Regions from separate parts of the Homo sapiens genome. Here region 1 is linked to region 2. A link is a loop called in an ENCODE intact Hi-C map of the cell type or tissue named here. Cell type or tissue: B cell. All regions are shown on one strand. Links, peaks and the distances in the headings refer to the core of each region. The heading gives the core; the rest is flanking DNA.

Region 1 (16,176 bases), core at 4,658-12,657, 1.1 Mb before region 2:
GGGTGGTGGCTCACACCTGTAATCCCAGCACTTTGGGAGGCTGAGGCAGGCAGATCACCTGAGATCAGGAGTTCAAGACCAGCCTGGCCAACATGGCAAAGCCCAGTCTCTACTAAAAATACAAAATTAGCTGGGCATGGTGGTGCACGCCCGCAATCCCAACTACTCGGGAGACTGAGACAGGAGAATCACTTGCACCCAGCAGACAGAGTTTGCAGTGAGCCAAGATGGCGCCACTGCACTCTAGCTGGGGGAACAAGAGTGAAACTCCATCTCAATAATAATAATAATAATAATAATAATAATAATAATAATAATGGAGTGTGACATAATGCATTATAAATTAAATCATGATATAAAAGAGAAATAAATCATTTTTTATAAATTAGGAAACCAGATGTCACAATAACTAAATTGGTAATGCAGGAGAAATCATCAATGTTCAGTTACTTATGGACCTATGTTGTCAATTATATCATTACTAATGGAACTAGATGGTCATTGATATATGTATATACTTATATAGTAGTGTTTTAATATATTTAAAATTATATGACTCTAAATATAGTTGTCTCAACAACACGTATTCCAAGTGTTTTTGTGACATTCATATTAAATACCCTTTCTCTAATAGTAACTGTGACTAAAAAAATCTACATAAAGCATCTCATCTTTTGAACTCATTTAAACCATCAAAGCAAAAACCAAAAAAAAGCAGAATAAGATAAAAATATGCCAATGAATAAATAAGCATCATATGTCTATATGATAATATTTCTCATATGGGTTTGCAATTTGAGCACACAAATTTTTTATAAGCCACATGAATAAGCTATTTTGGGAAATCATACTTAACTAAATCTAGAAATGAAATATAACTTGTATAGGATATTTAAATGTTTTTAGTTATCTTTCTAATTTTCTTGATTAATAGTATCCCATAAATAGCATAGATAATCTCAATACTCCCCATAGAGTGTAAGTTTCCTGATGCTAAAATTCTTTATAACTATTCATTAATTACAGGAAGTCGTGTTCTATGTGTTGACTAAACAGCAATTATTTGGAGGTCAGGTTCATTTTCCTTCACTTGCTTATCCTCTAAATACAACATATACCTGAACTCATGAAATATGCTTACAATGGACCATAGCTGAAATATTCCATTTGTGAGTTATGTTTGTTTCTCTATATGTCATGCACTCCATTTCTGGAGAGAGACAGTGAGAGGAAGAGAGGCAGAAAGAGAGGAAGGCAAGAGGACATGGTAGGTACACAATATATAGTATGATTTAATGGTCTTAGCAATTGATCTAGAAAACCAAACATAACTGGTTTTCCTTTGGGGTAAATCAAACTACTATGGAGAGCTTTCAAAACAAGAATTTTGGAAGCCAGGAAATTTAGCAGGGATTGTCTAGGCAATTTCTTAATCCGTATGACGTTGGTTTGGAATACTGGGTAAAGCATCCATCTGACATATCAACTTGTGTGGAGGTTCAAGGATGGGTCCAGGGAAGTTCAAGGATGGGTGCAGTGAGATGCCTAGTGCCTTAGTAGGAACAGCTAGGAGACTAGGCCCAGCTGGATGCCTCACTTTCTCCATGTGATTGCAGAGCCTCTCTACATGGTGTCATTAACAATCTAGCTAGATCACTTACCAGAAAGCTCACAGGCTAAAGAGATCAAGGCAGCAGCTTCTAAACCCCTCAAGAACAGAGCAAAAACTGCTAATGTCACTTTCATTGTACTGCCTTGATTAAAGCAGTCACAGGCCAGCACAAATTTAAGGAGAAGGCAAATAGACCCAGATGACTGATGGGACTATTGTCAAAGAATTTATAGGAGGCTTCGTTAATCCCTCAAGCCAAGATCATTTTCTCTAAATGGTAGCGATAGTAGCATTGATAGTTGGTTCTCTACAGAGAGAAGATCCTAAGGGCTAATGGCCACTTGAAACAAGATGGACCTTATTTTTCCAGTTCTCACTCTTTTTTCTGTTATACAAAAGACTGTATCCTGAGCAGTTGGCATCAGAACTTTCAGTAACCCGAGTTTACTTACCATGTTTCTGCCATCTCTTGAAGGAAATTCCCTACAATGCGGACCTTTGATTCCAATGCTGTTAGAATCTAACCTGGCCAGGAGAGGCTGCTTCTGAAATCACATTGCCAAGGTACAGACATCCTTTCAAAGTCTATTTGAGGGTCTGTTGGCCAACAGTAGAGAAATATTTGAAGCAGGATCCCATAGCTGTTTCTTTCTTATTTTTTCATCCAGAAACAACAATTATTAAGACAAATGTGTGAATGATTTCATGAATGCACACATGGCAACAGAATTCTATATGCTCCATCAACTCTGGAAAGCAGAAGGATGTGACTAAGAGCACAAAAAATAATGTCCCATTCAATATATAGTTACTGGCTGCATTATTTACTGTTTTATTTTATTTTGTTTTTTAATTGTGGTAATGGCACTTAATGAGAACTACCTTTTAAACAATTTTTAAGTGTCCGATACAGTATCATTAACTGTAGGCACAGTGTTGTACAGCCTTTAGAACTTATTCATCTTGCACATCTAAATCTTTATACACATTAAACAGCAACAACTCATTTCCCTCTCACTCAGCCCCTGGAAAACCACCATTTATTCTATTCTTGACACTGTGAGTTTGACATTTTCAGATTCCTCATATAAGTAAGATCATGCAGTATTTGTTCTGTTACTGGCTTATTTTACATTACATAATGTCTTTGAGGTTCATGCAGCAGTGAACATAGGAGTGCAGGTATCTCTATGAGATCCCGATTATAATTCTATTGGATGTGGACAACAGGTATATAAAAAGATAATCAACAACACTAGTCATCAGAAGAATATAAATCCAAACCACAAGGAGATATCACCTCATACTAGCTAGGATGGCTATCATCAAAAAACAAGACAGGTGTTGATGAGGTTGGAGAGCCATACTGTTGGTGGGAATGAAACGGCATAGGAATTCAACACAATATTAAGAAATAGAACTGCCTTATGATCCAGAAACATCAATTTCTACATCCAAAAAAAAAAAAAAAACCTGGGTTCTTGTTTAGGCTAAACCACAGGGCTTCTGACTATGTGCAATGAGTTTCATATCAAGAGGGAGTGGCAAATTACACCTCTTTAAGCAGAAAAGTGATACTTTCCTGTGCTATCTAATGATATTTACTCACAGGTAAACCTATTGTGAAAGTCTACAGTTTAATTTTCTTTTTTGCCATATTTAGATAGTCTCTTACCCATGATAGTTCATCTTACCATTTTTCAGCTCTGTAATGGGTTTATTATGATGCAACTCCATCGTAAGTCAAGGAGCATCTGTTATGCTCTTAGTAAATTATCTAAATTTGTTAGTAAATTCCATTTTGCTGAATGGAGTAGTTGTGCTGAAGGTTTGGCAATCTGGAGAAGAGTAGCCCTTTGCAGAATCCCTGGGCAGCCCTATGATTTTATCAGTATGATTATTAAATATATCAGCAAGAAAGACAGAGCTTTTGAAAACACAGATCACATTGAATACTAATAACAGAAATAAAATGCAAGCAAAAATAAAAAAAAGCATTCTAAGTTTGAAACATCTTTAGTGATGTATTAAAATAACTACATCTGCCTGATGTATATTTTCAAATTCTTAGATAGTGACCACTTTTATGATCATGTCCCCCCTCTCTCATTCTGCTTCTTCATTTCCTCCTTATTCTCCTCCTCTTTATTTCTCTTTTCTCTCTATCTCTCCCTCTCAAAATACACCAACTCTGTCCTATAAACTCTGCAAGTTACAAGGGCTAAATTCCTTGAGCTAATGCCACTGTGGCATGAAGATTTTTGTGTCAGGAAATCCCGGGTATGATTTCAAATTTTCCAGATTGGTAATCTTGTGATCTGAGAGGAGTTATTGACATTTCGAGCTTTTCTTTTCACATTCTAATAGAGTGTGTGGAAATAAATACACGACGTATATACCCTAAAGGAATTCCCTTAAGGAATTCTTAATTCACATTCTCTACAGAAAACATGTGAATTATCCTTCCTTTTCTCCTCAGCAGAAATAAACTACTTCACCATCAATTTTCATGGTAGGAAGAGAAAAAACATATAGAGAAGTATTGAATCTTCCTACTAAAGCATAAAAATGTCTACCTCTATGAATTTATGATTGCTAATTCCATGAGTCATAGCTTGCAGCTAAGTAGCTTGTGTTTTAGGAGAAATTTTAAGATGCCAGTGTCTCATATAATTTCTTATATATTTTTCTTTATAAGTAAAATAAAATCTGAGGTTTTAATCCATCAAGCTTGCAGCTAAGTAGCTTGTGTTTTAGAAGAAATTTTAAGATGCCAGTGTCTAATATAATTTCATATATATTTTTCTTTATAAGTAAAATAAAATCTGAGGTTTTAATCCATCACCCACTGGAAGCTTGGAGTCACAAATGTGCTAAATTTACCAGTAGAGATAGAGACAACCATACCCTGGCTAAACCGCAGCCGTAACAGTGACTGACAAATAGGGAAGTTTGGTCAATCTTGACTTTCCACAAGGGCAGCAGTAGAATTATTTAAACTTTCAGCCACTTGAGAAACAAAATATTGAATGTTTGTAAAAATTAAAATTAACCTTTAAATGTAAGGTGTATTTTAATCACTGAGTACCTAATCTCTGCCATTGTCTCACTAACACTTTCCACTGAAGCTAAATTTGTGCACTGTCCAATATTGCCATGCATATTCCAGACCCCAAGCCTGGGTTCATGTCAAGTGCCCTTTCCATGAATACCCTGCTTTCTCCATGCAATTCACAGCCTACAAACATGGCCTTCCCCCACAGGTACTCTTCATTCATATGCTTCCATTGTGATCACTATGGTCTCTGAAGTCTGTGTTTTGTGTTTATTAAAATGTTTTCTGTATTACTGTACAGATTTGCATATCTGTTTCCATATCATTGAACATTCTAATCATAGCATTTCAACTTCGTAAGTTGTATCTTATATGTGTTTATATCCCACATTTTATACAGAGTAGAAACACATTCAGCACACTTCGAATTGCCAATGATGAATGAAGAAAACAGATTTCTGGATTATGCTGCTGATGGATATGCATCCGTTAAATGTCTGATTATTTTTGTTTTCTATACAGACAAGAATTTATGGAAGATGCATTATCTTCATAAAATCGTTTGGGAAAATTCAGAATGTGTAATATATATAGCATATAATATACTAAATATTAAAATACTTAAATATAAATTGTGTAGATAACATAAAGAATTTTATAGGTACCTAAATCACCATAATCAGGCAGTTGAAGAGAAGACTTACTGCTGCCAAGATGTTTAGTGCCTTCATTTAGAAAATGGTTAATGAAACTTTTACATATATCGAAATCTCTTAGTACTCATATTAATTTGCATAAGCAGATCCTCCAATGAAATATGAGAACCTTAAGGCCAGGTACCATATGTGGGTAAATAGATAGATATTTCAAATTTGTACATTCACAAGAATCTCTGGGGCAACTTGTCACAAAACTTATGCCTGGGACCCACTGCCCTGGATTCTAATTCAGTAGGTCGAAGATGTGAGTAGATTTGCACGATAATGAGCACTTTACATGATTTAGTTATTAAGTGGTCCACATGTCCCATTGGAGAAACACTGGGAGTCCTACCCATTTTCTGTAAAATAATAGATGTTAAATGAATAAATGAAAAACTGAACAAATTAAGAAAAAGAACCAAAAGTAGGCCAGGCACGGTGGCTCGTGCCTGTAATCCCAGCACTTCGGGAGGCCAAAGTGGGTGGATCATTTGAGGCCAGGTGTTCAAGACCAGCCTGGCCAACATGGTGAAACCCCAATTCTACTAAAAGTACAAAAAATAGCTGGGCATGGTGGTGCATGCCTGTAGTCCCAGCTACTCAGGAAGCGAACGCAGGGGAATCACTTGAACCCGAGAGGCAGAGGTTGCAGTGAGCAGATATCGCACCTCTGCACTCCAGTCTGGGTGACAGAGTGAGGCTCTGTCTCAAAAAAAAAAAAGAAAGAAAAATAAGCAGAAGTACACATGTGTAGTTTAGACATAGAAGGAACCTTACCACTTTCTCTCATAAATATGTGTGTCTACCTTGGAGGTTTTTGTAAGAATTTAAATGTGCAGGCTTGTTTATTTGTTCTAGCCCGTTAGGCATTTTTATTTTGCAGTCTTCTGTGGTATTATCTAATAAACAAAATGTGTACAACATTTTCATCTTGGATTCTTTTTAGTGGGTAAAAATGCAAGAAAACATTTTGGAGGATCTACTGCTATATGAATATTATTAGTCAGGAGGCATAAACATATGGTAGGCTAGTGACTCAAGCTCAACAAGTAATGTTTATAATCACAGATGCATTTTCAATGTTATGAACTTGTGTACAGCAGAGAGTAATTCCCAATTACAAGCCCCTACATATCAAGGTGATTGGAAAACAGTAGTCAGAGGTAATTTGCAGGCAATCGGGCACCTACAATTGTTTACCAGGGAAGTAATAAGAAACAAAACAAAATGATACACAGGTAATCACATCTTGTTGATTCAACCCAGCATCACAAGAGAATAAGAGGCAACAATTCAAGTTAAAATTTTTGAAGTAAACATTGCCAGTGAAGCCTTTCCAACAAACATTTAGAATATGCCGTAACCATTTACCTAGGATGTATTGAAAAGAGAAGCATTTTATTTTTAAACAAATGCACAATGCAGTAATTTATGGAAATTAATTTTGCTGCTCTGTATTTTTGGCTTTAAAAATGTACTAAATGGAAAGGCTACACAGTGTTCCCTTAGTAAGATTTTATCAAAGACAAGGGTAAATTATTTTGCAAATACTGGATACATGGATACATGACAGAAATGGCCAACCAAACAAATAAAACATACTTTCTTACTTGGACTATGTCTATATAGTTTATTCTATCTTTATCCATTGGCTTACCTTTTACAATTGAGAAAAATGCACATCATTTTGTATATTATGTGCCTATTTGATCCCTATACATATACATTTGTTGGCATGACATGATGAAGATAAAATGTGAAGAAATGCATGGAAACATAATGGCAGGACTTTGCCTTTTTAATTGTTGCCTATTCAGCAACATATGGTCTTGAACCACTTGCACACAAATCAAACTGAATATTTGTGTCCGACCTCCCTAGAGTTCATAAGTTGAATTCCTAACCCCAAATATGATGGTATTTGGAGATGAGGCCTTTGGAATGTAGTTAGGCTTAGATTAGGTCATTTCATGATGAAAATAGTGGCTCAAAAAAATTTAAAAAAGGAGATTCCCCATCCTCCTCTCAGTGCTTGCAAAGAAGAAAGCCCATGTGAGGACATGGTAAGACGGTGGCCATCTGCAAACCAGGAAGAGACACCTCACCAGGAATAAAATCATCTGGTACCTCGATCTTGGACTTTCTAGCTTCTGGAAGTGTGAGAAATAAATCTCTGTTTTTAAAACCACCCAGCCTATGGTATTTTGTTCTGGCAGCCTGAAGAGATTAACGCAATAGTCTGTTGGAGATGTGTGTAAGCCAGTCCCACTTCAGATTACTAAATCAAAATTTCTGGGGACTGAAATATGAGCAATTTGATCATTGAGGAAACTTCAGGATAATTGTAAACACAAGTTTGAAAACCAATAACAATATTCTAAAAGTTAGAATGACAAAATAATTGATCATCCAAACTGCCACACTGTTTAAAATGAAAAGGAGCATTGCAATAGTTAAGCTAGGACAAGGTAATCTGAAAATTTCCTGAGAAAATCATTGCATATGATCATTTTGCCTGTATAGCTTCACATTTAACCAATTTTTTTAATTAAAACGATCATTCTGCTTGATGTTTTCACTATGTTCAAATGTAGCTTCGTGCATAAAATTTGGGTGGGGGGGAATCAATGTATGTATCTGTGTGGTGAGGATGTAGGCGTGTGTTTACTCATAATATATATTTTATTCGGTTAAAAAAAAGACAGCTATTATGCTAAGCATTGTGAGAATGGAACGTAGGCTGTGAATTACTCTTGAATTTAATTTAAAAATTTTTTATCACAATATTGGTAAGATATAAATGTTTGCCATTTTCCCCTAACTTATTTCAACACTGTTCACAATTTCAGATAAATTCATTATACAATCCAGAAACCACACTTATTTGTGTTTACCCAAATGAGTTGAAAATTTGTGTTTATACAAAAACCCATATGTAGATGTTTATGCAGTTTTCTTTCTAATCACTGAAACTTGGAAGCAAGTAGATGCCCTTCAGTAAGTGAGTAAATAAATAAATTGTGGTCCATGCAGATAATGGAATATTAGTCAGAGTTAAAAGGAAATGAGCTACCACACTGTGAAAAGACATGAAGAAATCTTAAATGCATATGACTAAGTAAAAGAAATCAATCTGAAAGGCTAACTGTATGATTCCAATTGCATAACATTTGAAATAGGCAAAACTATGGAGACAGTAAAAAGATTCGTGGTTGCCAGGGGTTGAGGGAGGGGAGGGATAGAGAAGAGACAATTTTTAGAGCAGTGAAACTATTCTTTTTGATACTATGAAGTAGTTTAATGTTGCCATAGTTGTCAAAACCCATACCATATACAACACCAAGTGTGAACCCTGTTGTAAAATCTGGACTTCGGAGAGTAATGATGTGTCAATGTAGGCTCATCAATAGTATCAAATGTACCATTCTGGTATGGAATACTGTTAGTGGGGAGGCTGTGCTCATGGAGGAAGTAAAGGGTATATGGGAATTCTTTGTACTTTCTGCTCAATTTTACAGTGAAAGGACCTAAAATTGCTCTAAATATAGTCTATTTAAAAGGAGAAATAAGAAGTTACTGTGTATCAGTTGTACTTTAAGTGATCCCAGAAAATGCGTCTGGGTTCCAGGTTAGAAAGTGATCATCTTTTACTGAAATCATGTTGCTATGGCAATTTGGCTGTAACACTTTCTGATTATCTATATGTCTCTAGGAGGGGTCATAGCTAAGCACATGCAGCTGGGCCATCCTGAAGAGAGCGTTATGATTTTTTTTTTTTTTCTTTTTTGAGATGGAGTCTCCCTCTGTCACCGGGCTGGAGTGTAGTGGCGCAATCTTGGCTCACTGCAACCTCCACCTCCTAAGTTCAAGCAATTCTCTTGTCTCAGCCTCCTGAGTAGCTGGGACTACAGGCTCGTGCCACCACGCCCAGCTAATTTTTTGTATTTTTAGTAGAGACGGGGTTTCACCATGTTAGCCAGGATGGTCTGAATCTTCTGACCTCGTGATCTGCCTGCCTAGGCCTCTCAAAGTGCTGGGATTATAGGCCTGAGCCGCCGCGCCCAGCCAAGAGTTGTGATTTTAAATTAATCCCGAGACAATCCTTTCAGAGAAGTATGTGTCCGTTTTGGATATGGTCTTTTCTATCCATGAGCAAATTTGGCTGGCAAATTTCTTCCCATTTCATCCTGGAAGTGGTTGTAGATATGTGTCATTCACTTCATAATACTTAGTTTTACCTTTACATATCTATTTTGCAAAACTCACTAATGATTTTATTGTAAACCTTTATCTTTGATAATAATCTCATATTTCTCCCCACCAAAGACAAGTCCTATTTATAATTAATTCTCCTTAGGAAAGACAGCTTTACTTTTTTCAAGTGGTAGAAAATATAAATTTCTTTCATAAGTTCTTTGCTTGTTCATTTCTGTATCAATTCAATTCCTACTAATGTAATTATCGTAAGATAAAACATTGTTTTTTTAATAAGGGTGCTTGAGGCTTTTTCATATGCATGAGTTAGATGAATCATTTATTATAATATTATTATAATTTATTTTGATAAGAATAATTTTCATTTCTATTTAGCTTCAGGAAAATTTTTCTGAATTCCCTCAATTATATGTTCACAATATGTGAAAGTTATGGGATCTTCTTTTCTGATACCTGAGGCTCTCCTCTCAAAGTCATTATTACTTAGCCAATCAATTCAGAAAAAAAAGAAAATAGTGATTTACTTTTTTATATTCAAAATATGACAAAACAAGTCATTGAATACTCCTTTCTGCTTTTAAAGGCTATTTTTAACATAAATATATAACTCCTTCTCATAAATTAAGATATTGTCTGTAAAAGTATTTGGTAAAGCCTATAGGTAACAGTTATAATTGACAACTTCTTAAGAATTGTACTGTAACTAATCAAGTGCGAGTTTGATTGAAAGTCATTGGTGTATTTATTAAAGATGACATGCTTCAAATATTTTTAATGAAAATACATTTATGAAAAAATGACTTATGTTTGAAGGATCAAATATGTTTATATTTTATAATTATATGCATATATAGATGGACATATAAATACATATATACACATAGATATACAGATATTTATACACATGTTTATAATCTATCTCATGGACATGAGGACAATATTCTATGTTATGGCATAGTTAATATACCCTGAGTAAACTTTATCCTCCAGAATATGCGTTTTTAACTTTAAAACGTAAGACTCTATTAACAGAGCTATTAAATTTATGTATGTAGAGGTGGGTGTTTATGTATGCGTAATCACAGATGGGTATTTAATATTTTTCATTTCTTTATTCAATCCAAGGGTTCATCATGCAAAAATGTTAAACGTCCCTCTTTGCACTACTAAGATAAAAAATGTGATTTTTTACAGATGATTTATAGAATAAACCTTATCAGTTTCTTTATTTTGCCTAAATACTTAGATCTAGTTCTCCTTAAAGTTGTTTTCTAACAAAAATAGTGAGTTTCTTAGTCTTTGATACGTGTTAATATGCCTCCTGCCTATAATCTCTGTTTAAGTGTCCAAACTCCTCAAATGTTTTCCATCATTAAACATTGATAACTCTGCCAGGAAGCTATGTAAATTGTTCTATAAAGATGAAAATTAGCCTCTGCTTAAATCAATATGACCACCTTAGTTGAAACTTCTGAGGAGCTCAAATTGTAAAATGTTCAGCACACTAGCACTAGGAATAGGGTGGCAGGACTACCCTTGAGGGACCATGTACTTATTATTATTATTATTTTTTTAGTTGGAGTCTCACTCTGTCGCCCAGGCTGGAGTGCAGTGGCGTGATCTCCGCTCACTGCAACCTCCGTCTTCTGGGTTCAAGCGATTCTCCTGCCTAGCCTCATGAGTAGCTGGGATTACAGGCATGCGCCACCACGCCCAGCCAATTTTTTTTTTTTTAATTTTTAGTAGAGACGGGGTTTCACCATACTGGTCAAGCTGGTCTCAAACTCCTGACCTTGTGATCCACCCGCCTTGGCCTCCCAAAGTGCTGGGATTACAGGCGTGAGCCACCGCATCCGGCCGAGGGACCATCTACTTTAAGGAATGCAGAGAGATAGACATCTTAATTTACTTAATAGGATGTTTGGGGCATGGGATAAGTAAATTTTTCAAAGAGACAGTATTCATGCATTGGTAAGATATTGTTTTTCTCAGACGTGTGACTTTATCCCAAAAATATGCTATTTTAAAAGACATTTCTTAAAATATGTATGTGTATGTTTGTTGATACTTGCTTATTATATAGCTCATACTGTTTATTAAAATATATCTATTACAGGAGTTATTAGAACGGCCTTACATAACATGGACAGAGAAGCCAGAGAACATTACTCCGTAGTCATTCAAGCCAAAGACATGGCTGGGCAAGTTGGAGGGCTTTCAGGATCTACAACAGTCAACATCACCTTAACCGATGTCAATGACAACCCACCACGCTTTCCTCAAAGTACGTATTTGTTTTCCATGATTTGAATTTATCATTATCTCTTTATGTAAAGTAAAATGAAATACTTGAACAGTGTTATGTTACTGTTTTCTTAAGTGGAATTGTTCTGTTTTTGTACTATATGATCACCCTTCTTCATGTAAGACTCATGAAATCACTCCAGCTATTGTCTTCTGAACCTAGGAAATAATTGGGAATGTGTTCAGAGTTGGAGTTTCATTTGGCATCAAGTTAAATATTAAAAATGATGTGGTGGTACTAAAAAATGGCATCTTGCCTTTGGCGAAGTATCTGTATATTCTTAAAGTATTCATGGAGATGTTGAAAAGGTATTTTGATGTGAACATTCTTTTCATGCAACATTATTCCATACATTCTGTGACTGAATTTTTTAAAAAAATTCTTCATGTTATGAATAAATGCTGTATACAAATGCATGCATGTATGCACACACACACACACACACACACACACACACACACACGCATCATCCAAAAGCAAGTTGAAGTTAATATGATAAGATGAGGTCTCAGAGTAAAATATAAGACTTGAAAACAGAAAGCATAATTCAGTAGGCAATTTTGGGGGGAGAGGAGAAATATGAATCCTGTGGGTTTGGAGGGAGATGGTGTTTATGACATGTTCTGAATGTAAAGGATATAATTATAATATATTTGAGTTTTTAAAAATGGAAGATACTATAGATAACATTTTATACGACAGTCACTAATAATCACAAATATCCTACAGAGGAGTTGTCTCTTATGTTCCTCTTACAAATGATGTCTAAAAACTGTCATAAATTAGATCCTTTGGTACGTCATACAGGCTCTTCTCAAATCAGCGCGAAATGCCTTTCTCAACTTTATCTCTTGTCTCTTAATAGCATTTGCAGTACACCTCAGGCCTAGACACTGTGGAATACTGCCTCCTCCTAAAATATAATAACACTTTGTACGTCCTTACTTCAACTAAAATTTTTCCTTATTCACGGCCCTTTGTTAAAATCCCTGCTACAAGTTTCTCTGAAGTTCCTGTTGCAGAATTAGAACAGTTTTGCAATTAATTCCTGTTGCAGAATTACTCACTCTTTTTTCCCTCTTGCACAGCACTTTTGCATGCTTGTTCGTGTTATACTAATTTTCCCTCTTGCACAGCACTTTTGCATGCTTGTTCATGTTATACTAATTTCTGCAGGTACATAGATCCCCTTGCACAGCACTTTTGCGTGCTTGTTCATGTTATACTAATTTCTGCAGGTACATAGATCCCCTTCCACTTATGAGATCCTCTAGGAAGACGCTTAATTGTTTTGCGAACTTAGGTGTTCAGCCCAGTGAGGGCCCAGCATTTGATAAATGATTCTTAGTGAGTAAATTAGTTGAATTTAAATACTCTGTCAAACCATCATTATTAAAAGATTATTATTAAATACATGCAAATCATAGTCATAGTTAAATAAAAATCATTTTAAAATGTTGATGCCAGAGATAAGATAATGTTACCTGGTGCATTCATGTGGCGTTTGCTCTATGAAGAAAGTATATATCATAGGTAAGTCCATATTTTATTGAGCCATAAAATATAATTAAATTTTAAACCATTTTGCAGATTAGGATGAACTTTTGTATCAATGTTATCACTTAGTTCAACAATGTGCATATACATGAGGTAAATGTTATTATTTCATAGATTGGTACAATTGAAGTTGAAGATAAAGATAATAAGCGATAATTCAGACTCAACAGAATATACTCTTTATTATAATTTAGGATACCAACTTGCCTATCTTGTTTTCAAATAGATTCTACCACCACTATTTTAAAGATGTACATTCATATTGTAGCCTTAATAGACAGAAAACTCAGGTTGTAAATCATAGGATTCAGTAAATGCTAGTTTGTAGTAAATATAGCATCTCCCACTCTCTCTTTTTCTCCATTTCTTCCTAAAATAATTATTAAAATTACAGGTTTATTAAGATTGACTTTGCAGATGTACAGAAAATTTTAATTGTGATGGATATAAGGAATATTATTCATATAGATGAATATAGATATATAATAAAGAGATATTTGTTCCTAATTTTATTATGTTGATCAATAATAGTGTCATTGTTGAAGCATCAGTGTACAGTGAAAATAATCACTTTACCTGACAAAACAGAATAAGTGTATACTCTCTGAGTTAACTCATTGTGTCTAATGAATTCTATGTTTCTTCAGTCAGTAACATTCTGGCAGAATGACTGACAGATGTAAATCCTGCTGCATTTCAAGGTGTTCTTAGAGTTTTGAAAAGGAGGCACTACACAATCAGAAGTTTACACTTGGGGTTTCTTAAAAGATACTTTATTTCGCACTCCATTTGAACAAAACAATTCTGCTTTTGCAACAGTTTGGTGTCACCATGACAAAAGTAGCTTGTAGTAAAGTGCTCTTTAATTTATCCATAAATTGCAGCTTATTAAACAGCTATGTACCTAGTGGGGAAGTATTGTAAACTGCTTGGAGAAAAGAAATAATATAAGGACTTGTATTCACAAAATACCATGACATGCGCAAGTCTATACACAGCTCAAATTCTATAAAGTTCATATCCTGTCATCAAATGGATCCAGTAGTTGAATTGTTTCTCTTAATGTGAGGTTTTTACAGTTGCCCTTTCTACTTCTTTCTCTCATCACCTGTCTGAGACAGTTATATTTCTTACAATTGACACTTGAATAAACATCCCTAACTACAAATTTTGCAAAAATATTCTCTCAAAGTGTTTTTTCCTCCATGCTTAATCTACCATGCTTGAGAAAGTGAGTAGGCTAGTTATATTGCATGGTAATTAGTTATCCCTTTATCTTGAAGTAAATAGGCTTTGAGTAAGTGTTAGAGAGGTAGTAAATTAGAGCTAGTAATTTGCTTTACAATGTCTCTACTCTAGAGAGTTACAAACTCAGTAGCTTAGGATACAAGTCAGATAAATGTCTTGGAGGAAACAGGCTGCTTGTCAGTATCAGGAATGTGAAAAAGGAGCATAGAGACTGGATAATGCATGCCCAACTACAAGGGTAGCTACTATTTAATTCAAATTGATGCCTACCTCTGGGCTACATGGTGTTGGAAAAGGAGCCACTCAAACAAAACAAAGCAAAACAAAAGGACTCATAGTGAAAGAAAACAAATCAGCCCATCTATGGCTTGAAATTCTACTCAAAGTACACAAACGATGTGTACTTCTCCTTCTAGAGAAAATCATCCATCTAAAGATATAAAATTCCCTAGTGTGTGTTCTTTCATTAAAGGTAATCTATTTTATTCTGCCATTTCCTATTCTAGTTTTTAAAAACTTTATTCTGGGTTATGGTTGTTGCATAACTTATTCTTGGATAGGTTAAAAAGTCACTGACATTTATTTATTCTGCACAAACCATATGCATATAAAATTCAATACCTTACATGAAAGTTTACAAAACAAACCTTCTATATCCTAAATGGAAGGAATTATATTGTTGTATTGAGGATTGCTCTTGTAAGATAAGTCATCTAGTAACAGAAAGAAGCATAACACATGCCAAATAATCACAATGAATCAACCTTTAGGGCTTGATCCTCCAATATTACATTGCACCAACTGCAGCCACAAGTGAGCTTCAGTTTTTGGAAATTTGCTATCATTATGTTAGCTTAATCTAACATAACTTTCTCCAGAACTTAAATGATAGTAAATTGCCAAGAACGTAAACTCACTTGTGACTGCAGTTGGTTTAGTGCCATGTAATATTGGAGGATCAAGCTCTAAAAATTCAATAGATGGCAGTATTTCCCATAAAGTTAGTAAACATCACAATTGTTTAACTGGTTTGGGTAATTTCTAAAGTTAATGAGAAAGAAAATATTGCTGAAGATATTGGCATTGATTTTTTTTGGGGGGGGAGCTGTTGTTTTTATTATTTTCATTGTTATGGGTACAAATATGAATTTATATAATATTTTCATCATTAAAATTTTGTTTGAAACAAATTAAAAGAAAAAGAAAACAAAGCTTCTCCCTTGACCCATCAAAATATGCAGGATTTTTTTTAATTATCAAAGAATTGAGGTCTTTCTAGTGTCTTTTGAAAATGATATCTGGGTCATTTTATTATAGTTGTAGGCATATATTTTGAAACGTTTTGAGCATTTCTTTAAAATGACAGTATATATTTGATTTTGATAACTGTTCCTACTCACTTTGAAATAAGATAAATTCTGCAGCTGCATGTTTAGTATTCTACATATGTAAATTTCATTCAAGTTTATTCCTTGTACCATTC
Region 2 (16,176 bases), core at 3,155-11,154:
CCTGTCATTATGATGTTAGCTGGTTATTTTGCTTGTTAGTTCATGCAGTTTCTTCCTAGTCTCAACGGTCTTTACATTTTGGCATGATTTTGCAGCGGCTGGTACCGGTTGTTCCTTTCCATGTTTAGAGCTTCCTTCAGGAGCTCTTTTAGGGCAGGCCTGGTGGTGACAAAATCTCTCAGCATTTGCTTGTCTGTAAAGTATTTTATTTCTCCTTCACTTATGAAGCTTAGTTTGGCTGGATATGAAATTCTGGGTTGAAAATTCTTTTCTTTAAGAATGTTGAATATTGGCCCCCACTCTCTTCTGGCTTGTAGGGTTTCTGCCGAGAGATCCGCTGTTAATCTGATGGGCTTCCCTTTGTGGGTAACCCGACCTTTCTCTCTGGCTGCCCTTAACATTTTTTCCTTCATTTCAACTTTGGTGAATCTGACAATTATGTGTCTTGGAGTTGCTCTTCTCGAGGAGTATCTTTGTGGCATTCTCTGTATTTCCTGAATCTGAATGTTGGCCTGCCTTGCTAGATTGGGGAAGTTCTCCTGGATAATATCTTGCAGAGTGTCTTCTAACTTGGTTCCATTCTCCCCGTCACTTTCAGGTACACCAATCAGACGTAGATTTGGTCTTTTCACATAGTCCCATATTTCTTGGAGGCTTTGCTCATTTCTTTTTATTCTTTTTTTCTCTAAACTTCCCTTCTCGCTTCATTTCATTCACTTCATCTTCCATCACTGATAACCTTTCTTCCAGTTGATTGCATCGGCACCTGAGGCTTCTGCGTTCTTTACGTAGTTCTTGAGCCTTGGTTTTCAGCTCCATTAGCTCCTTTAAGCACTTCTCTGTATTGGTTATTCTAGTTATACATTCTTCTAAACTTTTTTCAAAGTTTTCAACTTCTTTGCCTTTGGTTTGAATGTCCTCCCGTAGCTCAGAGTAATTTGATCGTCTGAAGCCTTCTTCTCTCAGCTTGTCAAAGTCATTCTCCATCCAGCTTTGTTCCGTTGCTGGTGAGGAACTGCATTCCTTTGGAGGAGGAGAGGCGCTCTGTTTTTTAGAGTTTCCAGTTTTTCTGCTCTGTTTTTTCCCCATCTTTGTGGTTTTATCTACTTTTGGTCTTTGATGATGGTGATGTACAGATGGGTTTTTGGTGTGGATGTCCTTTGTGTTTGTTAGTTTTCCTTCTAACAGACAGGACCCTCAGCTGCAGGTCTGCTGGAGTACCCGGCCATGTGAGGTGTCAGTCTGCCCCTGCTGGGGGGTGCCTCCCAGTTAGGCTGCTCGGGGGTCAGGGGTCAGGGACCCGCTTAGGAGGCAGTCTGCCTGTTCTCAGATCTCCAGCTGCATGCTGGGAGAACCACTGCTCTCTTCAAAGCTGTCAGACAGGGACATTTAAGTCTGCAGAGGTTACTGCTGTCTTTTTGTTTGTCTGTGCCTGCCCCCAGAGGTGGAGCCTACAGAGGCAGGCAGGCCTCCTTGAGCTGTGGTGGGCTCCACCCAGTTCCAGCTTCCTGGCTGCTTTGTTTACCTAAGCAAGCCTGGGCAATGGCGGGCGCCCCTCCCCCAGCCTCGCTGCCGCCTTGCAGTTTGATCTCAGACTGCTGTGCTAGCAATCAGTGAGACTCCATGGGCATAGGACCCTCGGATGCCATGTGCGGGATATAATCTCCTGGTGCACCGTTTTTTGAGCCTGTCAGAAAAGCGCAGTATTCGGGTGGGAGTGACCCTATTTTCCAGGTGCCGTCTGTCACCCCTTTCTTTGACTAGGAAAGGGAACTCCCTGACCCCTTGTGCTTCCCGAGTGAGGCAATGCCTCGCCCTGCTTCAGCTCGTGCACGGTGCGCGCACCCACTGACCTGCGCCCACTCTCTGGCACTCCCTAGTGAGATGAACCCGGTACCTCAGATGGAAATGCAGAAATCACCTGTCTTCTGCATCACTCATGCTGGGAGCTGTAGACCAGAGCTGTTCCTATTCGGCCATCTTGGCTCCTCCTCTGATGATGGATTCTTCTAGACTCAGATTCTTACAAAGGTCAGATGGATCATGTAAATGAATGGATGACGCAGTGATGCTTAAGGCAACTTAGAGTGCTGGAAATTAAGATCTAAAACATAACAGAGACTCTCATCAGCTTTGGATTTTTAAAATGTCATGAGTATTAGGGCCCTATTTTGCCAGGTATTTGAATTTTTCAAGACAAATTTGACATATTAATGTGTACATGATATACTGTAAATTACATGTTGGTAGTTAATTCAAACTAAACCAAACTACAAGGCAATAGAGTATATCTCTAGGTCAAGTAAAATCTGTTGGTTTGGGTCTTCTCTTGTAAGGAAAGATTGAAATTGGACTCCACAACGATGTGCCAGGAGATAATTTCAAGCCAAAAAATATGCAGTATGGCTAGACATGAAAAATTATACCAAACATTAGAGTTACTGAAAGATTAGAAAAGACAGAATAATGTCAAGAAAATACAAAATGCAATTAGAGGGCAGTTGTGGTGGCTCATGCCTGTAATTCTAGCACTTTTGAAGGCTGAGGCAGGTGGATTGCTTGAGCCCAGGAGTTCAAGACCAGCCTCAGCAATCTGGTGAAACCCTGTCTGCACTAAAAATACAAAATTTAGGTGGGCACAATGGTGCACACCTATAATTCCAGTTACTTGGGAGGCCAAGGCACAAGAATCCCTTTAACCCAGGAGGCAGAGGTTGCAGTGAGCCAAGATCACACCACTGCACTCCAGCCTGGATGACAGAGTGAGACTTGGTCTCAAAAAAAAAAAAAAGCAGTTGGAGAGAAAAGAGCCAAATCATTCAAGTTACTTTAGGCTACAATGAGAAATGTTTTAAATTAATCATAAACATTGCATTGCATCTTAAAAAAATCTTTATGATATATTCATGAGAATCGATATTTACATCAATTGACATTTATGGGTGAAAACAATATATAATATAAATATTTTTAAATGTATTCACCCAAAATAAATCAAAACTTGTATTTATCCAATAAAGTAAATTATTATAAATTGGTATATAATTAACTAAGTATAATTCAGATGATATAAAACATAGATATAATTTATAAACATTTAAGTTTAGATTATATCGGTGTCTAGAAAGTGTTTGAAATTATTATTTTTGTCTTCCTCACAAACATGATCATCACTAGCAACAAATGCATAACACATACAGGACAAATTAAAATTTAAAATAACGTGTTTTAAATCACTTGATTTTTCAATTCATAGTAAAGAATTACTTTTTATGCCACTTTTCAATTATTACTTACAATTTTTTTAAATTAGTCCATATGAAATTAGCAGATTGACAATTTTCAAAGGGAGAATATATTTATTGTTCTTATTTGAAAACTCAGCACTTAAGACAATAAAAAGGCTTTAAACAATTTCATTTCCAACTTCCAATGCATCGGTAAACTTAAAAACATTCACTATTTCCTCAGAGTAATCACTGTTGAAATGATACTACTACTTCAATATATTTCTTGATTTCCTTAAAATATATTAATTATTCTCATTTCTTCTTTACAATCAGTTGATTATTATTCTGTTCAAAAAGCCGGTCTTTGGTTTTACTTCTAAATTCTAGTGGTTATTTATTTTTTGAGTTTGTTATAGCAGATTACTTCCAACTTTCATCTTTGTTGATCCCTGCTTTATTTATAATATTGTTTACTATCATATATTACTTATTTTAATTTCTTAGTTCTTTTAGTGTCTAGCTTAATAATAAAAGTATGCTTTCACAAATAAAATTTTCTCAATAGTATAATTTTTTTCTTTGAGTACAGCTTTGAATATTTTAGGTCTTGTGAAATTGTTATTGTTGTTAACAGATAAATTGTTTGTTTTTAGTTAAAGTTTGATGTACTTTTGGGTCCAATATGTGTTTTGCAGGCTTGGGACAAATATATAGTTGAATACGTTTACTTTTTGTTTGTTTTATTGCTCTTCTAGTTTGTATTAATTATTACCTTGTTTAACTGTAAAGTCACATAATGTGGTCTGTGAGACACTTTTTAAGCATTGATTAAGATTTTGTGGTACATGGAAGATTAATTGCTTTTATTGTTCCATGATAAAAAGTTAAGTCTTGTTATATGATTTTAAGTATATTCACGCACCCACACACACACACACGTACATTTATGTCCCATGAGGATATAGAAAATCAGTCAGACCTTTTCTCTCTTTCTAGAGGTTACAGTCTACTTGTTGGATAACTTTGCAGTCAGCTCATAGTTAAGAACCTAATAGATAACACTTATACAGTTCTATAACCTATTATTATATCTGCTTATAAAGTTCTCTAATCTATTTTTTTTAGCAACTCCCACTTTACACCAAGGTTCAGACAGTTCAGTAAAACATTTCAGGTGACAAAGGGTGGGTTGTATATTAGGAAATAGGCATTGTTCTCTTAAGTTTGGACAAGTATTTGAGTATAAGCAGTGACATTTGCTTCCAAATAGATATTAAATTAAATATCTTCTGAGTCTGTGCTGTTGAAAAAAAATTGTTTTATTGAATTGGGAATTGGTGTATTAATTTCCAGTCCAGGGCAATTAAATTTGACCATGTACAATTGTAACTCTACCCTCTGTCTCCAAACCCTATCTCTGATTTAACCCTTGTTAAGGATGCAACTCTATTGCTGCTACTACAACAGCAATCTCTACTGCTATGACAGCAGCTACAACTACCATTATTACTACACACACACACACACACACACACACACACAATAGTTTTGGCTTAAAATTGATTGGAATAACTTTTTCTTTTCATTTTGATCATTGTTTTTATGATAAGCAATCTAAAACTACTTTGCTATTTACCTCAATTAGAGAAATTATCTTTTTAATGCTGTAAATGTAATAGTTTGAGTCGGTGCTACCACTTCATTAGCTTTTTTGATACCATATAATAATATAATCATGGCAGAAAAACTCAGCGATAATGTATTTGAAGTTATGCAAATAAATTAACTAAAGCATTTGTTAAAGCGTGTGTGTGGGTAAATTTCTAGAATTAGTGGATTTTGTTATATTGGTAGTAGTATTCAGCTGTCTGTGAAAAAAGGGTAATAAATGTGACCTTGTATACATGTTCCAAAGCTCTAGTTTTGTTTTTTTTTTGTTTGTTTTTAGACAGAGTCTTGCTCTGTCGCCCAGGCTGGAGTGCAGCGGCGCGATCTCGGCTCACTGCAAGCTCCACCTCCCGGGTTCACGCCATTCTCCTGCCTCAGCCTCCCGAGTAGTGGGGACTACAGGCGCCCGCGACCACGCCCGGCTAATTTTTTGTGTTTTTAGTAGAGACGGGGTTTAACCATGTTAACTAGGATGGTGTCAATCTCCTGACCTTGTGATCCACCTGCCTTGGCCTCCCAAAGTGCTGTGATTACAGGTGTGAGCCACTGCGCCTGGCCACCAAAGCTCTAGTCTTATTAAAACCTGTATATAAGATTGGCTTTGTAATGTGTCTGTTCTCAGTTTTACTTCCATCCTTGTTTAGTCATCTCAATACTTTCCACACTCCTTGAATTTGCCTGTTGTCTTGATTTTGAAACAGGTATGCTAACATTGATGTAGAGAGTTTTACTATATAGTTCTGTTCCAGAGATAGAAACCTACTCAAGGCCTCCTACTCTGTGCCATGCAGATTTATACTCTCAGATCCCAAGTGTAGTTTGCTAACAGTCATTCCACCGTGATCTTTTTTCCAACCACAATTGCTGAGGTCTTGGTTGAGCAAAAAAGGATCACTGCTGTTATTAATTTGTAGTTGTGTTATGTTTTACTTGTCCACTCCTCTAAGAGAGATGTTGACAAAAATCTAAAGTTGGCCTCTGGCATCTGACACTTTAAGAATTATATGGCTGGCCGGGCGTGGTGGCTCACGCCTGTAATCCCAGCACTTTGGGAGGCCAATGCGGGCAGATCACGAGGTCAGGAGTTCGAGACCAGCCTGGCCAACATGGTGAAACCCCGTCTCTACTAAAAATACAAAAACTTAGCTGGGCGTAGTGGCAGCTCCTGTAATCCCAGCTACTCGGGAGGCTGAAGCAGGAGAGTCACTTGAACCCGGGAGGCAGAGGTTGCAGTGAGCTGAGATCGCACCACTGCACTCCAGCCCTGGTGACAGAGTAAGACTCTGTCTAAATCAATCAATCAAAGAATTATATGGCTAAGGTCTGCACTTGAAATGATGCCACTCACAGTACAATTACTATCAGAGATAATGACATAGTTTTTATGACTCTGTATACACACGCAAACACACACACACACGCACACACCTGGGTGTGAATTCTGACTTCTGCTTGCTACTTATTTTGTTAGGTGTTAGACATGAAAAAATATAGTTATTTGGCCAAGGCCATAAAGTCTGTAAGTGGTAGAGCCAAGTTTCACACCCAATTATGGTGGTCCCCAAGTCTTTGCTCTTTGTTTGAAAACACACTGCTTTACTCTAATTTTATGTTGTTTACTTTCCTTCTGCTGAATCCATCTAATAGTTTCCAAATGGCATTATAATAAACTCCAAAATATTTAACAAAGCCCACAAGACCCCATATGCTTCTTTCTGGATCTAGTTCCCTGGTCTCATTGCATAAATTCCTCCCCATCACTTTCTCTGCTCAGCCACATTGGATTGCATTCTGTTTTTTGAGTGTTCCACACTTTTGCCTGTGTCAGAAGATTTGCACGTGCAGTTTCTTTGAGAATTATTTGTCTCTCAGCAGGGTTTTCTGTCCTAGCTCAACCTTTTAAACTCTTACCTTATGATAATTCATCTTTCAAGTCTCAGTGAAACTTGCCAGAAGGCATTGTTTGTTCCTGTCCTGGCTGTGGGCTCACCACTTTTACATGCTTGTGTGATAAATGATTCACCTTCATTTAATATTGTGGATATATGCCTAACACTTAGGTGAGTCTTAGTATATTTCTTTAATTCTAAGAAAAACACTTCTTTTACATTTAAGATACATGGAATTAGACTACTATTTACAACTGGTGTGCACCTGTACAGAGGGAGTTGGTTTAATGATAGTGGTGGCAATTATTTTCCTAAAATGCGATGATCAAATAGTCCTGTCTTATATTTTGAGAGATTTTAGAGTTAAAAGAAAAACCTGCAGTGATATTTTGCAAATAGCACTAAGCAGTCTTCATATATCTTATGAGCTTGTTATCAGCACTATAGAACCTCAGTAAATGAAGAAACTGTAGTCAGGTTGGATGGTGCTAAATACATAACTCGGTGGGAGAATGAACGAATAAATACATCAAGTCCTTTATGCGACTGAACCACCCCTCTGTGACTATTAGCTTGTGCTTGCATACGTCACATAATTCTTGTCGCAGTGCCTTTTACCTCCTCAAATGTCAGTGTCCCTGGTCTTGATGGGGTTTTTATTTGCTAATCTGACCCTCTTATGCTTAGTAGCTCTTAGAAGCCTTCTTTCAAGTCGTCCTGTGGAAGCCTTCTACTGCCCTCTGCTGGCAGCAAATAATGGTTGGGATTAGTTGAGATTCCAGTACTGTCTCAGGACTATTGGGGAAAAAACAAAACAAAGCAAGAAGATACCACCCAGCCAGTCACAGCACTGAAAATATTGTGTCTGATCAGGAAAGAAAGCACTGTATATGTCATATGATTTATTAGTTCTATGTTGCTTCTCTTTCTTTGAACAAATACATTTGTACCCTGCACCGACTTAGAGTACAATTTGCACCGACTTAGAGTACAATTAGCGTATACAAGAAGCAAGAAATGGACGCCATTTCAAGAGTGCAGAGTGAACAGCCTGTCTTTCACTTTTGCCTATGCTATCTCTGTGAAATAAAGCTTCTGAACAACGTACTAAAAGTAAGGGAACATTTTACTCTAAGTTTCAATCTGTGTCACAATCTTTTGGTCTAATATACTCTGTCAGAAATTACACATAATTCAGTAAATCTGCTTGATAGAGCAATAAGTAAACGTAGCCGGTGTTTCCATGAGATGGTGGGGTTCCTGCTCTGCTGACTGAACGTGTCCTGTTTTGCCGCCCATATGTTCTGCATTGCCAACCACATGGACTATGTTCCTGAGATATGCCCTGTAATCTACAATGGTCCTTCTGTCCCCAAGCTAATGTGAAGAATAATACATTGATTATGCTGGTCAATTTCACTCTTCTGCCACTCTTCTTTCCATATACAATATTGGGTGGTGGCACACAATTGTTTTCTAATTCTTTTCGATTTGCCTAGATTTTCTAAATTTTCTGTAGCAAAGAGTCTTACATTTGTGGTCAGAAGAAAATATAAATTCTATAACAAAACATGTTTATTCTAAAAGTAAACACAATTAATTAATTAATTGAAACCCATGTGAAGCTGGAAAGGTGGACACCTGCTCTGCCAGGTATGTCCTCACTATGACACTAATGAAAGCCTCAGTTTTTTTTTTTTTTTTTTCAGTTTTTAAATGGGGATGATTTAGTATCCCTAACCTTATGAGAATGATGGGAGGCCATGTCTATCTTCCTTATGTTTGTAAAATTTAGCTTCAAAGTTGCATACAGATAAATGTCCACTTTTTGATTAATAGTTGTAGGAATTATGAAAAATGCATAGGGTTGTATAATTACCACCAGAATAAAGATACAGAGCAGTTTCATTGCCCTCTGGAATTTTTTATTATTATCCCTTTATAGTCGTCTCCCGAACCCAGCCTTACCTCTGGCAACAATCGATCTGTTTTTGTCCTAAGTAGCTGCCCCTTTTCCAGAATGCCATATGAATAAAATTATGAAGTATGAATCTAGCATTTTTTTATTTAGAATGATGCATTGGAAATTTATACATGTAGTTGTATACATCAATCTTTACTTTCTTTTTATTACCAAGCAGCATTTCAGTGTACGAATGTACTATACGTTGTATATCCATTCACAAGGTTGTTTTCAGTTGTTGATGATTATGAACAACCTTGCTATAAATAACTATTGCAGGCTTTGTGTGAACATAAGTTTCTATTTCCTTTGTCTGAATACCTAGGAGTAGGATGAGTTGTTCATGTAAATGCACTTTTAAGTCTATAATTTATTGTGAAAGGCTTTATCAAAGTGTATAGTAGCATTTTGTGTTTTCATAAGAAATATGAGTTTTGATTGCTCCATATCCTTGTCAGTACTTACTATCATCACACATAAAAATACATTGTTCCTGCTGGGTGCGGTGGCTCACACCTGTAATCCCAGCACTTTGGGAGGCCAAGGCAGGTCAATCACCTGAGGTCAGGAGTTAAGAGGCCAGCCTGGCCAACATGGTGAAACCCATTTCTACTAAAAATACAAAAATTAGTCATGCATGATGGTGCATGCCTGTAATCCCAGCTACTTGGGGGCTGAGGTAAGAGAATCACTTGAGCTTGGGAAGTGGAGATTGCAGTGACCCGAGATCGTATCACTGCAATCTCCACTGGCGAGAGAGTGAGACTTCATCTCAAAAACAACAACGACACATACATTGTTCTGGCCATTCTAGTAGGTGTATAATGACATCACATTACAGTTTTGATTACTATTTTCCTACTTACCAATGATGATACAAATTTCATGTGCTTATTTGCCATCTTTATATTTTCTTAGGTATAGTGTCTATTTAAATTTTTGGTCCAATATTTATGGATTGTTTGTTTTCTAATTGTTGGGTTTTGATTTTTTTATATATTTGGATACACATACTTGTCTTTTTGTACTTAGAGTTGTTTTTGCATAGCAAAAGTTCTTCATAATCATAGAAGTCCATTTAATAATGTGGTCTTTGGGATTGTGCTTTGGGTATCTTAGATAACTTTGCTAAAAAAACTCACAAGAGTTTTTACCAATTTTTCTTCTAAAAGTTTTACACTTTTACGTTCTACATGTTGCTTCATAATGCATTTCTTTTTTCATTTTTATTTTTTTTGTGGATATGTAGTAGGTATATATATTTATGGAGTATATGAGATGCTTTGATACCGTCATGCAACCTGAAATAAACACATCATGGAGAACTGGGTATCTGTCCCCTCAAACATTTATCCTTTGAGTTACAAACACTCCAGTTACATTCTTCATGTTATTTTAAAATGTTATTTAAGATATAAGGGTGATGCAATAGTAATTGTGGTTTTTGCCGTTACTTTCAGCAGGAAAAGCACAATTACTTTAGCACCAACATAATATTATTGGCTATAGTGACCCTGTTGTGCTATCAAATAGTAGATCTTATTTATTCTTCCTATTTTTTGTATCCATTAACCATCCCTACCTCCCCCACCCCAGATCCCCGCTACCCTTCCTAGCCTCTGGTAACCATCCTCCTACTCTCTATGCCCGTTATTTCAATTGTGTTGATTTTTGGACCCCACAAATAAGTGAGAACATGCAGTGTTTGTCTTTCTGTGCCTGGCTTATTTGACTTAGCGTAATGATATCCAATTCTATCCATGTTACTTCAGATAACTGGATCTCATTCTTTTTTATGGCTGAATAATACAAAATTGTGTATACGTACCACATTTAATTGATCTATTCATCTGTCGATGGACGCTTAGATTGCTTCCAAATCTTAGCTATTGTGAGCAGTGGTGCAACAAACAGTGCAGCTATCCCTTCGATATACTGATTTGCTTTCTTTTGGGGACATACCCAGAAGTGGGATGGCTGGATCACATGCTAGCTCAGTTTCCAGTTTTTTGAGGAAGCTCCAAACTGTTCTCCATAGTGACTGTACTAATCAACATGCCCACCAAGAGTGTACAAGGGTTCCCTTTTCTCCATATTCTCACCAGCATTTTTTATTGCCTGTTTTTTGGATATAAGCCATTTTAAATGGTGTGAGATAACATCTCATTATAGCCTTGATTTGCATTTATCTGATGAGGGTGATATATTTTCAAGTAATTATCATATAAATTGTGAAGTGTGCATCAACTTTCATATTTTTGATATTTGTACAAACATCACAGTCCATTTTTGAATGCAGTGGTCTATTCATTGAATTTTCTTTTCATATTTGTCAAAAATTAACTGATCATCTTTGTTTGGATCTATTTCCAGGCCCTCTATTCTGTCATATTTACCTGTGACTTGATAATTGTAGCATTATTGTAGGTTTTCAAATCAGAAAATATGAGTCCTGAAAATGTGCACTTCCTTTATTCTGAGGATTGTATTCCCTTTGCTTTTCCATATACATTTTAGAAACAGCTTATCAATATCTGCAAAATATCCTACTGAGATTTGATTAGGGTTGTGTATAGAATTGTGCATAGACCATATAGACAATAGTGTGCTGTCTGTATCTCTTGTTATTTTGTTTAATTGATAGCTCTAGAACTTGAGAGATGCGTAACTAGTCTTTACAATTCAAATTGAAGTTAGTATGCTGTGCTCTTTGTGCCACCCTGTGCACATGCTATTTAGGGGTTAGTATTGGATTTGGACAATGGCTATCAGGGATCAGCATTTTTTCTGGGTAAAGGACTATATAATATCTTAGGTTTTGTGACTCACATATGGTCCATGTTGCATATTAATTGTCTGTTTGCAAACTTGCTGGATTGCTTGCTTGTTTTACAGCCTTTTAAAAAATGTAGAAAACATTATTAGCTTATGAGCTGTACAAGTTTGTCCATGGGCTGGATAATTCTGTGGGATGTCGTATTTTAAACATGGTTCATAGAATACTTAGCTCTCAAGCCTTTGCAATGCTTCTTTGAGGCTGTTGTGTGAATGGCAAGTTCAAGAGTAAGTCTGAGATTCTTATGGGTTCACACACAAAATTGCAGGATCAAAGGATCAAGTTTTCCTCTCACCAGTGTTTCCTTGACAACCTCCAGAAGCCAAGGGCCACTTACTTTGATTTCTTTAGTTCAAAACAAAGATTTCTCTGAGTCTTAATTCCTTTACATCCACTTCATTGCAAATTTCCAGAGGATTGTAGTTTTACTCTGAGCAAAGTAGCAAGAGAAAAGAGGGAGAAAAATAGCAGGACTCTTCCCACACGTTTTGGACAATATAGACTCCTCTACCTGGTCCTTCTGGCCAGAGATGCAGTTGTTCTGTATCAGGTGTTAGCTGTCTGCAGCAAGACTTTAGCAGTGCAGTTTAATAAATGACGTTGTCCTTGGAGTAGGACAGGGAGAAAAAAACATTTTACCCTAAACTCTCCAGCTTATTGTTTAAATTGCAGTTTTTGTTGTGCACATATACTTCAAAGTTCCTTGAGTTTAGCCATACTTAGGAGACACATGATGGGAAAAAATGGGAAATTCACCAGCATGCAGGTCTTTCTTCAGTTTTCACTTTTTGTCCCAGTCTGCTTGCTGTTATTAGCTTTCCAGAATCCAGGTTTCTTGTTGCGAAGAGTAGGACTAATAGGCTGGAGTGAGCTTGCTCCATTTTTGCTGACAATAGAACTCTCTGTATACATTTTTGAGGTCTTTTTTTAGATGTTTCTTATGTGTGATTTGTATGCTTACATCTTGAAGATTCTTTCATTTTGAAATATGAAGACCGACATGAGAGAGAGAACTGAATTGACTAAATATCTTGGGAACCATGTATTTTATCAGGATATATATATATATATATATATGACTCACAACTCCAAAATGGACCTAATATTAAGCTTTTTATTAAAAACTTAACTTTATAAAAAATATATATAGACAAAAGAAAATTGCCAAAAGTTCTGGCACTATTTTGGAGCCATAAATCATAACTGTAAGGAAATGGAAGATAATTTAAAACTGAATTTTGTCACATCTACTAGGAAAAAATGATCCTCGGATCATATGCATTTAAAAAACACACACATCCTTTCCCATTTGATTCCACAGAACACAACAAAACTGGAAGTCGATCATGAAAAACGATGACACCCAAAAATATGGTACTGTAGTTTCAATAGTTTTTGCATTGTCACCCTAAGAAATGGGACCATGGCACACACATTCATCAATAGAAGAAATTTTTTCTGGTATCAGACTGAATGCAGCATGAATAAATATAACTGTCAGATATCAGGAAGGCTATGGAATGTTAACTCATAAAACTGTCAACATGAGCAACACTTTATGAAAACATATATCTCAACATTTTACAGCACACTATTTCTACAATATTTAACAGATAACAGAGGATTTCTACAATCTTTGTGGTTGACATTTTCAAATGTTTGTTTATAGAATCACAGATTTAAATGTATCTTCATTACATGTAATTGGATAATCACATGGTTCGTTAATACAGACAAGGAGGAACAGTTCAACAATCAACGTAAATATTAAGATATACACAAAGATACAAGGCCTTGGAACATGTAAAGGAAAATGGGCACTCATGGTGCATACGAAATGACAATCTTAATTACACAAGGAAAAATAATGCAGGTGCATTTATTTATGTAGTCACACACAAAAAAAACCTTTGGCCTATGGAATAAATAACATGAAGAGAAATAGAAATTTAGACAGTGCCAGAGTAGCCTTCCTGAGAATTCACACATCTCTTGAGGTCTAAAAATGAGTTGCTTTCAGTAGAAAACTGATGTCTCCCTCCATGTTTTGGAATACTCTTTGGTCACTAACACTTTGAAGTTATTATGTTCGTTTTATAATTAGAGAAAAAAAATCTGGAATGAGAAGTGGGTACAATAAAATTCAAACTATGTAATTCTAATATGGGTCTTTAAATAACAATGAAATACAAACTTATTCTATTAAATTTCTCTATAAAATAAAATTATCTTTCTTGGGGTAGACTATGAAAAACTGACAACATTCTTCAAATTACAAATGAAAGAAAGGAATTCATTCATTAAATATTTATTGAGCTTGTATTATTGTGTCTAGTAAGAAGTCAGTCATTGTTGTCTTAAAATGGTTTATTGCCTTTATAAAAATATAAATATGCAATAATTCCTTAATGGCCAGACTAATTGTCTATGTTATAAAGTGAGATTGCATAGAAAACAGACCTAATGTGCTTAAGCCTGTATCTCTGCATGAAGTGATTGGAAGGAACCAGAATGTTGTTGTCATTTGCCTTTGGCAAGGTATTATGAATAAGAAATGAGCACAGGTAGGAGCTGATTGGGTTTTAAACAATAATCATATGGAATACATAGAAACTTCAATGTTCAAAGGCATGGCAACTGAAAAGGATGAGTCCTGCTGGGCCCAATTACAAACATTGTCTAAAATGGTTTTGAGTAACAATACCCAGTGAATCAGACCATTCTCATGCTGCTAATAAAGACATACCTGAGACTGGGTAATTTATAAAGAAAAAGAAGTTGAATGGGCTCACAGTTGCACATGGCTGGGGAGGCCTCACAATCATGGCAGAAGGCAAAGGAGGAGCAAAGGCACGTCTTACATGGCAGCAGGCAATAGAATGTGTGCAAGGGAACTGCTCTTTAGAAAACCATCAGATCTCATGAGACTTATTCACTATCAATAGAACACCATGGGAAAGACCCACCCCCATGATTCAATCATCTCCCACCAGGTTCCTCCCACAACACATGGACATTTTGGGAGCTACAATTCAAGATGAGACTTGGGTGGGGACACAGCCAAACCATAGCAACCAATAAAACATTTCAGTTGAAGAAAGTGTTTCAACTATAGGACAAAGTGAGATGAGTCTCAAAGTTGCTGTGGTTATTTGTAAGAAAGAAAGATAAGTAGATGATAGTGACTTTGTGAATAGGTAAAAAGTCTGGAGATAGAAACAGGCTGATGGAATTATATGGAAGCAGACCCTAGAAGCTCACTGACACTTTTAGGCAATTATATTTACCAAAGAATCATAAAACTAGGACTAAAATAACCTTAGGCAATTCAAGCAGGAAAACACCACTTGGGCCTACGCTTGCATGTAGAAAAAAACAGCCTGAAAAACTGTAGATCTGTGGAAAAATCGTAGCACACCAAAAAAGGGCTGTTACCAAACATTCACTTTACATGTAGCCAGGGTGGATAATGGATGTAAGATGACTTCCAGGGAACAAAATCAGGGTCTGATGAAGAACTTCTCCACTTCAAGAAAGGAACCTTACCAAGGTGGTCAACTCCTTTTTAAGGGGAGTTTTAATTGCAAAAATCCTGGTCCTGTTCCATATTTTATAAGATTTGTGTGTGAGGGTTTTTGTCTTTTTATTTCACAGTTTCATCAGATTTTAGGGAAATAAAGAGCTTGCTTGAAGAACTTCAAGTCCAGATATACTGAGGAATTCTGTCTCATTTGTTTAACTCTTCTGTTCAACCTGGACCAGTCATTCTCTCAAAGTACGCATGACAACAAGTGGTACACATTTTGTTTAAAAAAAAAAAAAAAAGAGGGACTTTGCAAGGATTGCCATCAACTTAGGCAACCTGATGATTTAATATTCTTGGTTGACTTTGGGAGTCATGTTCCAAAGACAACAGAACCTCTGTTGGTCTGGGTTTCTGAGTAAACAAGTGAGGCAGATGCATCTTGATTATCATGTCCATAACCATCTGGGTTTCAGGCACCATTAAACTGAGCCATAGAGATTTGAAGCATAGAGCAATGAAAATAACCATAACTAACTCATAAACATGCTTCCGCATTTTGTATACTCCTATTTGTTTTGTATTTTTACAATCAATTTTTTTAAATGAGGCAAAGCATTTGAGGAAAACCTCAGGAGTATTTAAACTGTTGCTATCTGGAATAACTGAAGAGAGACTTAGAAGACTTGGCATTACAAAGCTAAAAGAAAAAATATGTAACTAATTCCTATTTTCCTTTAAATAAATAATGTCTAAATATTATATCTTGAACTCTAATCTACTATGATTTCTTTAATCTACTATGATTTCTTTTTTTTTTTTTTTAGATGGAGTCTTGCTCTGTCACCCAGGCTGGAGTGCAGTGGCACAGATCTTGGCTCACTGCAACTTCTGCCTCCTGGGTTCAAGCAGTTCTCCTGCCTCAGCCTCCCAAGTAGCTGGGACTACAGGCACCCGCCACCATGCCCAGCTAATTTTCGTATTTTTAGTAGAGATGGGGTTTCACCATGTTGGCCAGGCTGGTCTCGATCTCCTGGCCTTGTGATCTGCCCATTTCGGCCTCCCAA

Evidence for each region. Peaks named below come from ENCODE experiments on the same cell type or tissue, not always from the same donor. Only the 100,000 strongest peaks of a DNase experiment are listed, where the experiment ranks them.
Region 1: it touches region 2 in a loop (4-fold over the local background); 13 of 110 quality-filtered maps call a loop at or near these places.

What each region holds. Positions count from the first base shown.
Region 1 is chr5:19,608,125-19,624,300 of GRCh38, reverse strand. It overlaps CDH18 (cadherin 18), which reads left to right. Exons shown (of 13, transcript NM_004934.5): 6 at 11,700-11,867. Among named protein-coding and RNA genes, the nearest start is that of CDH18, 370 kb to the left of the region's middle. In B cell, for the core only: no CTCF peak of the experiment used is centred there; no DNase peak of the experiment used is centred there.
Region 2 is chr5:18,457,635-18,473,810 of GRCh38, reverse strand. No RefSeq gene overlaps it. Among named protein-coding and RNA genes, the nearest start is that of LINC02100, 280 kb to the left of the region's middle. In B cell, for the core only: CTCF peaks have their summits at 7,317 and 7,520 (motif pointing left); a DNase peak (open chromatin) is centred at 7,520.